5 separate regions of the Homo sapiens genome follow, and regions 1, 2, 3 and 5 are each linked to region 4. The links are chromatin contacts, found by Hi-C or POLR2A ChIA-PET in ENCODE. All regions are on one chromosome and are shown on one strand. The core of a region is the stretch at or near the end of the contact, and the rest is flanking DNA. Distances in the headings are between cores, read along the strand shown.

Region 1 (2,700 bases), core at 127-2,626, 5.1 Mb before region 4:
CACTCCAACCTGAATGACAGAGTGAGACTCTGTCTCAAAAACAATTAAAAATAAAAAACAAAACAAAAACAGAGTGAACCCAAATTCAAAGGCTGCATTCACCATCGGTTTCATTACTGAACTCAGTTCCTGGGTTTAAGGAAGAGCTTAGTATAGAGAAAACGTGGGGAACTAGTATATTTGGAAGATGTTATTCCAGTGAGTGATATATATTGCACTGAAATACAGAAGAAAATTGAAAGTTGACACATGAGGTCAAAAGTAAGCCAGTATGACATGAGGCACGGGTGAGAAATTTCTTAACGGTCCTGCCACGGAAAGGAGACCCTGAACGACAGAGAGCAGGCCAGTGATGAGAAGGACTCCGTCCTTTGTGTGTATTTATGTGGGATGGTGGGGAGGGTGGGGATGATGGGAAGTGGAGTAACTGAGTAGCTGGGGGAAAAAAGACAACAGAGCTATTTTACAACTGTGCTATTCCCCCCAAACTTCACCAAATGCAGTTCATACATTCAGGATTTCTGTCCTTTGTGTTTATGTGTGTTAGGGGGTAGAGTAACTGAGAAGCTGGGAAAAAAAGACAACGGAACCACAACCACACTGTTGCCCACAAACTCTGCCAAATGCAGCCCATACATACATCATTATCCAATGCAGATTCATCATCACCCAAGAAGGCAATCTTGAAGTCTGTGCAGACAAGCCTCCCATAGACCCCATGCTGACAGGAATCTTCCTGGACATACTTCAGTACTGTGCTGGCTTCACAAAGCAGCTGTTCACCTGGTAGAAACCAAAACAGGTCCTCCTTAGAGTTCTCAGGGAACATACGATATGCAAACACTAAAGGCTTTCCAGCCCTATTTACATAAGGACAAACATACAATACAACACAGGGCTTTAGAACTTTACACTTTTCAGCATGGCAGGAGCTGCAAAAACATAAGAGAGAAGATGCGGCAGAGTGGAAACCACCAAGAAGTGAAATTGAAATGGCTCAGATACACCTCTGTGCAGGACATTTCTCTATCTTCTCACTGGGAATAATGGAAATTTCCAAATAGGTACTAATGATCTGAGCTGCACTTTCACGCAGAAATCTTAGTGTTTTCATTACTTTGACCCAAGCAGATGTTCCATAGAAGCAATACCCTAAGTGAACACAGATGGGCTTGCCCCAGTCTGCCCTAAAAAAACGCAGATCCCAAGCCCACTTTCCTGTGAGAGGGGGCAGCTTCTAATACTGGAAGTGCTGAGAGAGAGTGACAGTGCCTCCCTGGCCATGGGACTTCCAGGCAGCTTCCATAGATCCAGGAGGTGTTGCCGCCTTCCACAGCATGACCACCCTCGTTCTGGCTCCACGCTGGGAAAACAGAGGTCAGAGGTTTGTGGGGAAAAAACGTGTTTCCTCTCTTTCTTAGTTAAGCGTATTTCCTTTCAATGCGTCACCTCTCCTCCTCCATCTGCAGCACCCAGCCGACGTGAGAAGCTGCAGCCCCTGGAGACAGAAAGTATCCCTCCTTGCAGTCAAAAAGATGAGGATTAGGGAATAGGTCAGTATTCTCTGCCATCTGGAAGCAGAGGAGCTCACGGGGGCAGGCAAAAGAGAAGACTATGGGGGAAATGAAAAACTAAGTATAAATGTTTTGCAACAACAACAAAAAAAACCCAAAGGATTTTTCTTCTCATGCAACAGATAACCATCTTCTCCTTGGAATCTCCCACTTGATAGCTCCTTCAAGGTCTTTAAATTTACTTTTTGGCTCAAAATTTATTTAGTCTACCTTCAATATGAAAACGAACAGTTTCAGACACTCAGAAGGGACAAATATTATGGTGCTGTTCTCTCATCTTTCAAGGGGTTAATTACCTCTGGCTGAAACACTAAGGAAATACCGGAAGATGGCTCAGTCACTAGGTCAGCCTCTCAAGAGATCACAGTTTGAAGGAAATAATGAAGACAGGGCCTCATTAGGGTTTAAAATAGTCCCAGAAAAAGTGTCTCTGCCAAGTCCATGGGGGAAGACATGTAAGCAAGGCTTCCTGTGCTTTCACCTCCCAATACTTTTAATGGTGAAATACTTTTAATGGTGAGGCTCTCCCCAAGACCAGGCCAGCCCCGTCCCATGCTCATGTACTAGCGACCAGAAATTAGCATGCACTAGCTAATACAACATTCCTGGTGAGGCCCTCTGCAAACATGGCATGTTGTGCCATAATCAGCTGGTTTATACCAGATCACAGAGTCTAGAAGCACAAGAGTTGGGAGCTAGAAATGATCTTTGTCTAGTTTGTGAAACTAGGCTCAGAGAAGTTAACTGTGAACTCACCGCTGCACACCCACACCTAGATGAGACTGTGAAGTAATTCAGGAGGGGGGAGAATATGCATAATGCTAAGCTAAAAATAAAATTTCTGAATCTATAACACCAAGAAGAGAAAAACAAGAGGAGATAAGGTTTAAGTCATCACTATAGAAAAAAAGCCTTTGACATTTAAAAACATCAAAAAAAGTTATAGAATTCTTTTACCAAATAACGTGGATCAGTCAGAAACTTGCACAGATTTATATCCCCTCAATAAACTGGAATAAAATAAAAAGCAACAGAATAAAGCCTGTATTGTTTTGGGGAAATGTACCTTAAAGAACTTATTTTAAAAAAGCTATTTTGAATTAAGAAAAAGAAAGTAGAAAAAGAA
Region 2 (2,700 bases), core at 170-2,669, 6.2 Mb after region 4:
AACCAAAATGTCTCTAGACATTGCCAAATATCCCTCGGAACTAAATTGTCCCCAGTTGGGAACCACGAATTATTAATCCCTAAAAGACAAAGCAGCAACTCCTGACCCCTACAAAAAGTTTTAAATCAATAACTTAGTTTAAAATCCTTACTAAGTGGGATCATTACTAATCTCACTTCATTGTACCTTCAGTATCTGGAAACCGTCCCTATGGTCACACTTACCACGGCTCATTATTATTTTAAAACATGGGGCTGTGTCATTTCCTGTCTGTGAGTTTGGACTGCAGTGGGAATCCATTAGTTGAATGACCTTCTGTGTAGGTTAATCACAAGACAAGTTCTCAAACTAAGGGTTTCCCTGCGGCTCATTTCTTTTTAAAGTTATGGAATACCTGTTCTGCTTATACCTTTTAGATTCATAATTATTTTTCTTGTATCAAAATTTCAATTAATAGAAATAAATGACGTTACTGACACTTCATGATGATTAAGTTTTGGGCAAGTGAACCATTTTACACTCTATTTTTTATTCCTCCCACTTTTAGTCAGAATACACCTGCAGAATAAGTAACAGAACTGTGTGAAAAGAACGACTAGGTCATTACGGTTAATAGTTTTAGAAAAACAGCCGAGGCCTGGTCTGGAAAGCTCACAACCTCCACCCAGATGCTTTCCAGCCTCGGGGATATTCGTACTAGCAGTGACACTAGCCAGCTTCCTCTAGGCTGGCTCTGATGTTGGAAGACAAGCACGCAGATGTGTGTTACTTTTCAAGCCTGGACATCGTTTCTGAGGAATTTAACTCCACCTCTCCTGCCAGAATGGAAAATCAACGCCCCCCATTCCCGCCCTTCACCAACCCCTCTCCGCCTGCCCCTTTCCCTTGGGTCCTCTCTGTTACAGAAGTTCTGATTTTTCCTAGCGAGCTGGAGGAAAGGCAGGTACCCGGAGTGGAGTTATATTACCTGTTTCTTTGTTCTGATGGGACCCCAGAGAGGACATCACGCTTTGTAACTGGTTCTTCAAGGGGAGAAGCAAATGTGTCCCTGAAAACTTCAGCTGCCGCGTTTGGCACCAGGTTTGATTGACAAGGACTGGCGGAGGGAAAGCGCGGAGGCTGGGCTGGGGGCCGCAGGCCGAGGCAGAGACAAAGAGGTTTCGCCTGTCCCCGAGAGTGGAAGGGCCCCTGGGGGTAACTAGCCTTTGAGCTCAAAGGGGCATTTCGTGAGGTCGCCTTTTGGTTCGGAGAGCGCGCGGCGATCGGGTGGAGGGGGCCTGGCGGGAAGAAAGCTGGGGCGGGGAAGGGGCGCGGGCCGAGGTGGGAGCGGAGCTGCAGTCACGTGGCCGCCCGCCGCCGCGGAGTTGGGGCTGTTCTTCCGGGTTGGAGGCGCAGCGCCGCGGGGCCCAAGCCCGGGTCTGCCAGCGCGACGTCCTCTCGCGGCCCTCAGGGCACAGCCCAAGGCTGTCAGCCTCCCGGCCCAGGTGAGCGCGACGGCACTGGCGGGTGCGGGCAGCCGGGGCGCGCGCCTAGGGCGCAGCTGGGAAAGGGGCTCGGGCCTTTCCTGAAGACCACGGCCCTCGCCGGGAGAGAGACCTGTCAAAGAGCAAAGCGGGGCGGGGTCGGCGGTGTCCCGGGCGCAGGGTGCATTGGGGTGTCCGCAGGCCGCAGGCTTAGGTGGGGAAGAAGCACCGTGCCTCTTGGTGTCCCTTTCTCGTCTCCTGCTGGGGCGATGTCGAAGGGAGTGGGCTGGTGGATTTGGGAACTGGGTCCCCGAAGAGGGCAGGGAATGAGGCGGCAGCTGTGCAGGTGCAGATATTTGCAGCTTTGGGGGACAGCGAGAGTCGTACGGGGTCATTTCGGCCCTCAAGATCGGGGGTGGTGGAGAGGGAGGTCATAGAGGACTTTCGATGGGCGGTTCATCCAGAGAGGTGGCAGCTGGATGCCCTTGAGGTATGCTTGACCCTTGAGGGAGTTCGGAGAGGGTGTCCGGCTGGGGACATAGGAGATTGCGAGCACAAATTGTGAGTGTGAGTTGGGGCGGTCTGGCGGTGGTGGGTACAAGTTTCTGGGGCCTAGGCTGGTGAGGAGGAAGAGACAGCGGAGAGGGCGACCTGGGCAGAGCTAGTTCAAACTCAACAGCCGGAATGACTATTTGCAGCCGTGGCCAATCGGCTTCCTAGGGAGGTTATAAATAGCGGTCTCGTGCAGATGCCAGCGGGTGGCAGTTAGTTGCCGAGCAAGGGACGGCACCGGTGGCAGTAGCCGTGACACCAGTGGCTTTGGGTGAGGTCACGGCGCCTGCCAGCCGAAGCTGGCTCAGTAGGGTATTGTGTCCTTGCTGGTATGTCTCGCTTTTAAAAGCGTGACTTGTTTATGGTTGCCGGTGTCCTTTATTCACCCTGTGGCGCCGGCCAGTCCTTAGGTGGTCTGTTTGTCAGGAGTCTTGTAGGACAGACTTATTCGGAGAAGCGCGTGGGGCTTAGGTGCCTACCTACTCTTCTTATTTAAAGTGTGCCCCTTTTCTTCATTGCACCCCTTTTATTTGTAAACCTTGACTTTTTATTAACAGACAGTTTAGGATTGCCTTCTTTCCAGCAGGTGCGCTTAGGCTGCTTACCTTGGTGATAGAATCAGTTTTCCACAAGGCTACACAAACATTTCCTTTTCAAAGGAAATTTTCCGAAAATCCTTGGAAAA
Region 3 (2,700 bases), core at 12-2,511, 6.1 Mb after region 4:
ACTTGCTTTTTATTTTCTCCCACTAGGATATAAAGTCAACCGAAGCAGGGGCCTTATCTGTCTTATATGTAACAGTATCTCTGGCATCTAAAACAGTATTAGGCAAATAGTAAATGGCACAATAAATATTTGAATGATGAAAAATAAGTAAACTGCTCCTCTTGAATTTGCAATTTGAATTAATGGTGTCTCATTGTTAGCAGCCAATATTCTAAAACTTGACTTTCCACTCCATGCCCCTGTAACAAGTCCTGTTGATTTTCTGTCTTTGGAACCTGACTCTCTCTACCTCTTTCTCTTTTTCAGGCCATAGACTCTCCAACTCCTGCAACTGTCTGGAATTTCTTCTCTCTCCAATCCATCTCTAGTATTGATGACATAGGTAACTTTCCACAAGTCACACCATACCAAGTGCTTTACATCACCTGTTTACGTACTTATCAAATGGCAATATAGATTACAGATATATATATAAACACACACGTATATATCGGGTATGTCTACTTGGTATTTTAGGGGAAAAAACGGGTGCTGATACATAGATGGAAGACATTTTCTGATTCCAATTTGGGAAAAATAGTCTATCTTTGGTCAGGTCTTTTTTTTAATAGCTTTACTGAGGCGGTTTTCTAATTTTAAATAATCAAGCATACACAACAAACAGTGTAATGACTAAGGTTCTTGGCATACCATAGGAAACCATAACCCGGCTCCAACCCACACTGCCATTCTCATCTCTACAGTCTCATTCCCGCTTGCGTTCTCATCACCCAGCACATTACGTCAGGGTATGTTTAACACTCAAAAATCCACAAGTCTGTTCTTGACATGAATGAGAATCTCATTTCTTTCAAAATGCTATAGTCTCTAGTTACAGAAGGAGCCTGATCAAAACAACCACCAAAAGTCTTCCACTCACAGCAGTTCGGAGCCGAAAAGTTGCGGAAATGAGGCCCAGCAACGGTCCCTGGCTTTGATTTGCCAAAATGCTCTGGAAGCCGCAGCGTCGGCGCCTGCCCACCACTGCTTCTTCAGGGGTTTCTTCAGTTTGACAAATTACCAGCGAGTGATATTTCTTGGTGAAAGAAAAAAATCACAACCCTAGAGGAATAAGGTGGCAGGGAGAGTGTTTTGGCCAAGATGCCCGCCACGAAACAGGAAAGCGGAGACAGCGCCAACTGTAACCACTAAGAGAAAGCGCAAACCGCACAAGACCAGTTCAAAACCAGCGCCCTCAGGGAGCCGCTTCAGAGCTCCGCAACAGGGAAGACAGGAAGTCCCGCCCCTCCACAACAGGAAGGGCCGGAAGTCCCGCCCCTCCACTCCGGAGGCTGCCCTCGCTGCGTTCCCTACGAAGGGCGGAGCAGGAATTGGTGTAGGAAGGGGACGGGTGTTTCCTTGTTCGGAATGGGGTTGGCTCCTCTTTGATTTTTTACTTCTGGTGACCCACGCAAAAGCAGTCCCGACCTGGTTGTATTAATAATAAAGGCTGTAAGGATCAGCCTTTTGAACGGTCCAGCCGAGAACTAACCACAGAGCGCGTTTTAGTGGAGTGGTACTTATTTTTAAATAAGGTAAAAAACGATTATACTTCAGTAAAGCTGTTTAGAAAAAAAAAAACTTGGCCAAAGATGGAGAACTCTTCCTAATTTGGTATCAGAAAATAGGTCGTCTATGTATCTGCACCTTTTTTCCTTATAAAGTGGCAAATAAATGTGTCTGCTATATTTATTGCCACTAAACAAGTGTTTATGGAACACTCACTGTGTGTTTAGGCATAGTGGGGATAAAGCAGGGAAGGTGGCCCAGTTCTTTGCGGGTGAGGATCAGAGCTAGAGATTAACTGGAAAGAAAGAATAAACAATCATTTATTACAGTTGTGAGTGTTTCTAAGATAAAATACAGAGGTTTGTGAGAGCATAGAGAGGCATACCTTGTTTTATTGTGCATTTTATTGTGCTTTGCAGATACTGAGTTTACTACAAATGGAAGGTTTGAGGCAACCTTGATGGAGCAAGTGTATGGGTGCCATGTTTTTCCAACATCATGTGCTCACTTTGTGTCTCTGACATATTTTGGTAATTCCCACAATATTTCAAACTTTTTCATTATTTTTGTATCTGTTAGAGTGATCTGTGTGATCACTGATCTTTGATGTCACTACTGTAATTGTTTTGGGGGACCACAGATCATGCTCATACATTATAAAATGGCGAACTGAATCTGTTACAGGTAGTTAGGCATGAGCAAGGCAGGAGAGGGCTCTCCCCTGCCACCCACCCACTAGAAATGTTGGGTGATGGTTCAGCAATTATCACATGGCCTCTCTAAAAATGAAAATTTGGCAGCGCCAGGGAAAGGCCATTTCCTGATGGCCCACACCTGTTAACATCAAAATGTTAATTGAATGCAGGCCCCAGAGAGAAGCAACTTCCTGGGCATGCCGGTTAAGAGACAAAAGTGATGAAGTATGATTTTTCTGATACACTCCACCGGAAAAAGGAAGAAAGCCTCAGATGGGCATGTGTATAAATCCATAAAATCACTGTGTGTGCTCACTTCCCAAGGGTAAAGAGGGCTCTGAGCATGCAGGGAGCCCATCCTAAGATCATGGTTAAATGCGGCACTTGACCTTCTCTCTCTCTCTCTCCTTTTCTTTTTCTTTTTTTTTTGAGACGGAGTCTCACTCTGTCGCCCAGG
Region 4 (2,700 bases), core at 192-2,691:
CAAATACTATCTTTGTTTCTATCATTTCTTTGATTACAAAGCTATCAATGATTTTTATAAATAATCAGAAGTGTTCTCGGTTTACACTGCACAAATTATCCTATTTAGATTACTTTGGTTCTTGCTCACCAACAATCTTTTCTTTCTTACACTTCGCTGGTTTTCTCCAAATTCCATCTCACAAAGGGGTCACTTTTTCTAGCAACTGATGTAATTCCATAAGCCGTGGGGAGCTGGTTATAACTTAAAACTGTTAAACAAATTACTTTCCAGTCACCTATATTGTCAACACATATTCTGCCTTACTCTCCCTGTACATAAGCACTGTGATTTCCCTGTTCTCTTTCTTTATTCCACTGGTAGTTCTTTTAAGATCCTCCAGCATTTCATAACACACATCTCTACACATAATAAAGCGTTTCTTGGCCGGGTGCAGTGGCTTGCGCCTGTAATCCCAGCACTTTGGGAGGCCGAGGCGGGCGGATCACTTGAGGTCAGAGTTCGTGACCAGCCAGGCCAATATGGTGAAACCCCGTCTCTACTTAAAAAACACAAAAATTAGCCGGGCTTGGTGGCAGGCGCCTGTAATCTCAGCTACTTGGGAGTCTGAGGCAGAAGAATCGCTTGAACCCAGGAGGCGGAGGTTGCAATGAGCCGAGATCGCGCCATTGCACTTCAGCCTGGGCGAAGAGGGAACCGCTCCGTCTCAATAAATAAACAAATAAATATAAAGCAAAGCGTATCTTTAAGATAACATGCTAAATTTCCAAATTAACTTCGTTTGCTCTTACGATCTACTCAAACACTAACAGGAGAAATGAACAAATTTGGGACTTGGATCTGGAGATGCTTCTCATATGGCCTTAGCCATAAGCACTTGAGAGCGGCGAGAAGCTCATTAAGGTTGAGGTCTTTGCCTCTTTCTGCTTCAACTGGGAGCTTGCTCTTCACTCTTGCCCTCTCAAGTATCTACAATGAAGAAAGTGAGGAAAGGAAAAAACCTGAAAAGAAGCTGCTTGCTGTTCTCCAAAAATGCAGCCAACAGTGCCATAAATCTCAGCATATCCTCGCCGGGACCAACGCTGGGGATAAGTAGCAAATTAGGAAGTCAGGCGAGAGTCCTTTAGGTTGAGAAAGCAGGGTCACTATCACTCACTTGGGGCAGACACCATAAGCAGCTCGGAAAGGTCCGGGTACATGCGGTCCTCTTGCAACTGACGGTCGATGAGCCGTCCAGCATTTTCCAGAGCTTCCTGCAGGGCTGCGGCAGATGTAGAGGCCGGCATCGCCGCGCCCAACAAAGAAGACGGCATCTCGGAAATCGTAGACACCAGGGTCCAGAAAAAGTCAAAAACCAAGGAGAAACAAGAAAAGATCCAAGAAGTTAGCTTAGATCCGCCGCCTAGGGCGCGCGCGCCAAACGAGCGCCTTGGCGCCTCGACATGACGCACTTCCGCTTCATCCGGTGGGGAACTGGAAGACGCCGTTCTGGCCTGGGAAGAGGAAGCTGTTGGGAGGGGGCTAGAGGTTGTGGGTGGAGCTAGGAGGCTGCTGATGCTTTCGAGGGGGTTGAGGGTTTTGGGGTGTGGCAGGGTAAAATTAGGGTAGGTTATTTAGGGAAGGGAGGGAGGGAAAGGAAGGGAAGGATAAAGGGGAGGGAACAGGGAAGGAGAGGGGCGGGATGGGGTTGGATAGGGTGAGGAGGAAGGAGGGAGGAGGGATACGGTAGGTGGGAGCTAGGTCGTGTGTCTGGCCTAGGAGGTTGGTCAGGTTCCGTTGGTTTAAGCGCGTGCTCGACCTGAGTCTTGGAACTTCCCGCGTCGGTATCCGCTAACTGCAGCTATATGAGTTCGCGCATGAGCGCGCAGTTTGGTTCTCCAAGTAACTGCTTTTGTGAGAGTAGTTAAGAATTGGTAGGTCGCTGTCACAGAGAGGGATATAAACCAGTATCTCACTATATTCTTCGCGGGCTTCAGTGTAAATTAGAATTCATCAGGCTTTTCCATTTGCGTGTCGCTGTCTTTTGACTTTGTTGCCCCTTAGTATAAAATACGTGTTTAAGAAGAAGCTGAGTGCAGGTGGACCGCTGCCGTGCTTTTTATCGTGGCAGAGATAGCAGACAGTTCTAATTCATCTTTCCATTCCCAGCGCTAGTATAGGAACTCGTATGAGATAGGAACCCAAGAGTTCATACAATCCTAAGAAACTGAATACTTGCCTTGTGCCTGGTGCTGGGACTATCAAACTAACACAGTGTTTCCTGTCCTTAAGGTGCTTCAAGCAGAGACAAAGGGCTTCATTATAATTTTTCTATTTGGATAGGTATAAACTATAGCAGGATAGGAGAAAGCAGAGAGGTAAAAGAGGCTTCATTTACTACAGAAGGCAACCTGAGTGGGTAAATCAAAGCACTTTTTAGAAAGCTGCTCTTATTTAGAATCTCACCTAAGAAAGCTTCCAGTTATGTTCTTCAGAATTTCACAAATCAATAACTGAATTACTCTAAATTGGTCTTTTGCTATTTGAATTACATTTTTACTCCCTCAAAGACTTGACTACATTTCTGAAAATTGAAAGTTCTTTGATGTTACCAATCTACACTTAAAATTTGACATAGCCAATATACCAAGAAAAACTGGATTTTTTATCATTGGTATATAGATAGGCAGTTGGGTCTCTAGCTGTGAGTTTACTTTATTT
Region 5 (2,700 bases), core at 53-2,552, 5.7 Mb after region 4:
CATTACTAACAGTCTCCCAGTTGATCTCTATTCCTAGCAGCTTGTCCCATTTAATCTGTTCTCCATATTGGGGCTAGAATTATCTCTTTAAAAAGTACATCTTAGGATGTCACCATGCGGCAAGGCTTCCCCTTGCAAAAAGAAAATCTGACATCTTCAACACTTTTTATAAGGCACCCTTGTGCGTCTATCCAGCAACATTGTTTCAGTTTCCTGAATGCTATAATCTTGGTGCCTTTGCATGTGCTATACTTTTGGCTAAGAACACTTAGACTTCACATCACTTAAAAACATTTTTTGTTTTAATACAGATGGGGTCTCGCTATGTGCCCAGGCTGGCCTCAAACTCCTGGGCTGAACTCCTCCTCCCCAACTCGGCCTCCCAAAGTGCTGGGATTACAAGCGTGAGCCACCGCGCCCGCCCACATCTCTTCTTACAGGTCAACTGGCTTTCCTTGACACCCAGTTACTTCGTTCTTCAGGTGTTGCAAAACTCATCAGCAAGCACCTAGGCAATTACTGTTCAAAATATCTATGCAGTCTACTAGACTTAAGATTCAGAAAGGCAGAAACCACATATACCTTGTTCACAGCTGGACTTCTCAGTGTCTAGTACTAGGATTCTCAATACATATCTGTTGAAGTTATGATGACATTATTACCATATAGCTATTTGAGTTCCTCCGTAATCCCAATTCTCAAGTTCTTTGAGAGAAAAAAATAAGTAAATCTCAATTATAGAATTATCCTCAAAATGTATTTATATATAATATTTCTTTGGAGGAATTAAGGAAGCAGTCACATGCAGCTGACTGTGGGTCACTGGACTTTTTTTTTTTTTTGAGACGTTGTCTCGCTCTGTCGCCCAGGCTGGAATGCAGTGGCACTACCTCAGCTCACTACAACCTCCACCTCCCCGCTTCAAGCTATTCTCCTGCCTCAGCCTCCCGAATAGCTGGGATTACAGGCGCCCACCACCATTCCCGGCTAATTTTTGTATTTTTAGTAGAGACGGGGTTTCGCCATGTTGCCCAGGCTGGTTTCGAACTCCTGACCTCATGTGCTCCACCCGCCCAGGCCTCTCAAAGTGTTGGGATTACAGGCATGAGCCACCGCGCCGGCCTGGACTCTTTAAAGGAGTGGGGAAGGCCTGCACTAACGGGATCCGGTGTAAATAATTCTGAGCAGCTCCAGGTCCTGAGCCCAGCAAGCACGTGCTGCGGCAGGGCGCGGGGAGGGCGCGCTTCGCGGAGGAAGATTCCGGGCGGCCCGAACGTGCTCGCGCCCGTAGCTGCCGCTGCCGGGGCCGCGGCCGCCCGGGTGCCCAACCGAACGCACGTGCGCCAGCGGGGCCCGAGCAGAAGGGGAGCCCCGGCTCTCACGAAGAAAATGGAGGGCGACCCACGGGTTAGGGGTCAGGAAAGGCGTGGGGCGCATTATGCCCTGGGAGGGGAAAGCACGGAACAAGAGGCTCTGAGGGACGGAGAGGAAGGAGGGCGACCCACGAGCTAGGTAAGGCGGGCCAACCCAGGTCTCGGAAGGAAGGGGGCGGGGCAGGACGGGGCGGGAGGGGCCGCGCAGTAGCTGGGCTGTGAGGACGGTTGGCGAGTTCATTCCGGGCTCGGGTCGGGAAGTGTCCGCCCCTGGAGTCAAGCTGGGGAGGGTGAGAGGTTGAAGGGCAATGACTTAGGTTCCCAGCTTCTGGCCCTGCCAGGCTCTGCAGTAGCCCAAGCCCACCGCTGCCCGGTTTCTTCTCAGAGAGCAAGCCCTCGCCCTTCGTGAGCGCCAAATCCCCGCGCTCGGCCCCGCCCATCCACTGAGGGGTGTGGGTAGGGGCGTGGCCCGTTCCCTTGCTGGTCGGCGCCCGGAAGGCGTCCGCGTCAGCCGGAGCTCGACGCGGTGACGGTGTGCGTCGACGTAAGTGACGCGCAAGCCTGGGCCGCTCCTCCTTCCCTCAGTGAGTGCCGGCCCGGTCGGGGCGGGGGAGAAGAGGGAGGGCGGGGGAGGGAGAGGCGACCCGAGAGTCGTTGTGGGTCGCGGGCCGGACCGGGTCCCGGGGCGGTGGGAGCCCCGGCCGGGCAGAAGGGCTTGGCGGGCCGTTAGAGGACCGCCACGGCTGTCGAGTCCCCTCCCTTGTTGGACTTGCGCGCCCTGGCGCTCGGAACCTCCGGCGCTGTGCCCACCCCGCTCTAGCTCGCGTCTCCCGACTCCAATTAGGTCAGGCTCGGAGTCCCGCGGCCGCGGCTCCGGTCTCAACGCTCCGGGGCCGCTCGGCTCGCCTTTCTTCCCTCGCCTTTCTCTCCTCTTGCTTCACCCTCCCCCCTTCTTTTCACGTTGCTGGTTTTTTTTGTTGTTGTTTTATGCTTTAGGGGTTTTGTTCCTCGGCTCGAGCTCATGGGTGTACATTATCATGCTCTTCTTTTGTAGAGCAGCCCGACGGCCATGGAGGCTGAAGAGACGATGGAATGCCTTCAGGAGTTCCCTGAACATCATAAAATGATCCTCGACCGATTGAATGAACAGCGAGAGCAGGACCGGTTTACTGACATCACCCTAATTGTCGACGGTGGGTAGGGCAGTGGGCAGAGGAGCGAATTTTTGGCTTCAGTTTTTTTCTGTCCTTCGGACACCCGCCTTTTTTTTTTTTTTTTTTTTTTTAACCCATCCTCTATGGTCTCCCTACCAAAGTCTGCAGAGTGT

What was found. A loop is a pair of places that touch in the nucleus more often than their neighbours do. ChIA-PET counts read pairs that join two places held with the same protein, here RNA polymerase II (POLR2A). Pooled maps may share reads with other maps.
Region 1: a loop to region 4 is called in a pooled map, with 3 times the contacts of the local background. The contact joins the enhancer-like site here to the promoter of NUP155 in region 4. A Hi-C loop is called at or near these places in 1 of 50 pooled maps. POLR2A ChIA-PET finds 5 or more read pairs at or near these places in 2 of 52 experiments (CD4-positive, alpha-beta T cell and GM12878).
Region 2: a pooled map shows a loop between it and region 4 (9-fold over the local background). The contact joins the promoter of NNT-AS1 here to the promoter of NUP155 in region 4. A Hi-C loop is called at or near these places in 7 of 50 pooled maps.
Region 3: a pooled map shows a loop between it and region 4 (6-fold over the local background). The contact joins the promoter of C5orf34 here to the promoter of NUP155 in region 4. A Hi-C loop is called at or near these places in 2 of 50 pooled maps.
Region 5: a map of naive thymus-derived CD4-positive, alpha-beta T cell shows a loop between it and region 4 (16-fold over the local background). The contact joins the promoter of ZNF131 here to the promoter of NUP155 in region 4. A Hi-C loop is called at or near these places in 1 of 168 maps with a recorded cell type or tissue (naive thymus-derived CD4-positive, alpha-beta T cell) and 9 of 50 pooled maps. POLR2A ChIA-PET finds 5 or more read pairs at or near these places in 3 of 52 experiments (PC-9, activated B cell and activated CD8-positive, alpha-beta memory T cell).

What each region holds. Positions count from the first base shown.
Region 1 is chr5:32,273,340-32,276,039 of GRCh38, forward strand. It overlaps MTMR12 (myotubularin related protein 12), which reads right to left. Exons shown (of 16, transcript NM_001040446.3): 3 at 641-783. Among named protein-coding and RNA genes, the nearest start is that of MTMR12, 38 kb to the right of the region's middle. Within about 2 kb of position 1,377, at least 7 of the 41 ENCODE cell types and tissues checked have a DNase peak (open chromatin) inside an H3K27ac peak, as active enhancers do.
Region 2 is chr5:43,601,811-43,604,510 of GRCh38, forward strand. NNT-AS1 (NNT antisense RNA 1) reads right to left here and starts at 1,420. Exons shown (of 3, transcript NR_073113.1): 1 at 968-1,420. NNT (nicotinamide nucleotide transhydrogenase) reads left to right here and starts at 1,370. Exons shown (of 22, transcript NM_182977.3): 1 at 1,370-1,484. RefSeq lists silencers at 718-937, 1,201-1,290, 1,411-1,630.
Region 3 is chr5:43,513,887-43,516,586 of GRCh38, forward strand. C5orf34 (chromosome 5 open reading frame 34) reads right to left here and starts at 1,262. Exons shown (of 13, transcript NM_198566.4): 1 at 920-1,262. It overlaps LOC124900190 (a long non-coding RNA gene), which reads left to right. Exons shown (of 3, transcript XR_007058764.1): 2 at 307-2,700. RefSeq lists an enhancer at 870-1,029.
Region 4 is chr5:37,369,665-37,372,364 of GRCh38, forward strand. NUP155 (nucleoporin 155) reads right to left here and starts at 1,442. Exons shown (of 35, transcript NM_153485.3): 1 at 1,157-1,442. The coding sequence starts at 1,313. RefSeq lists enhancers at 1,115-1,224, 1,345-1,434.
Region 5 is chr5:43,119,612-43,122,311 of GRCh38, forward strand. It overlaps ZNF131 (zinc finger protein 131), which reads left to right and starts at 1,303. Exons shown (of 7, transcript NM_001330707.2): 1 at 1,303-1,512; 2 at 2,428-2,566. The coding sequence starts at 2,443. RefSeq lists enhancers at 965-1,024, 1,822-2,390, 2,391-2,700 and silencers at 1,205-1,554, 1,985-2,244.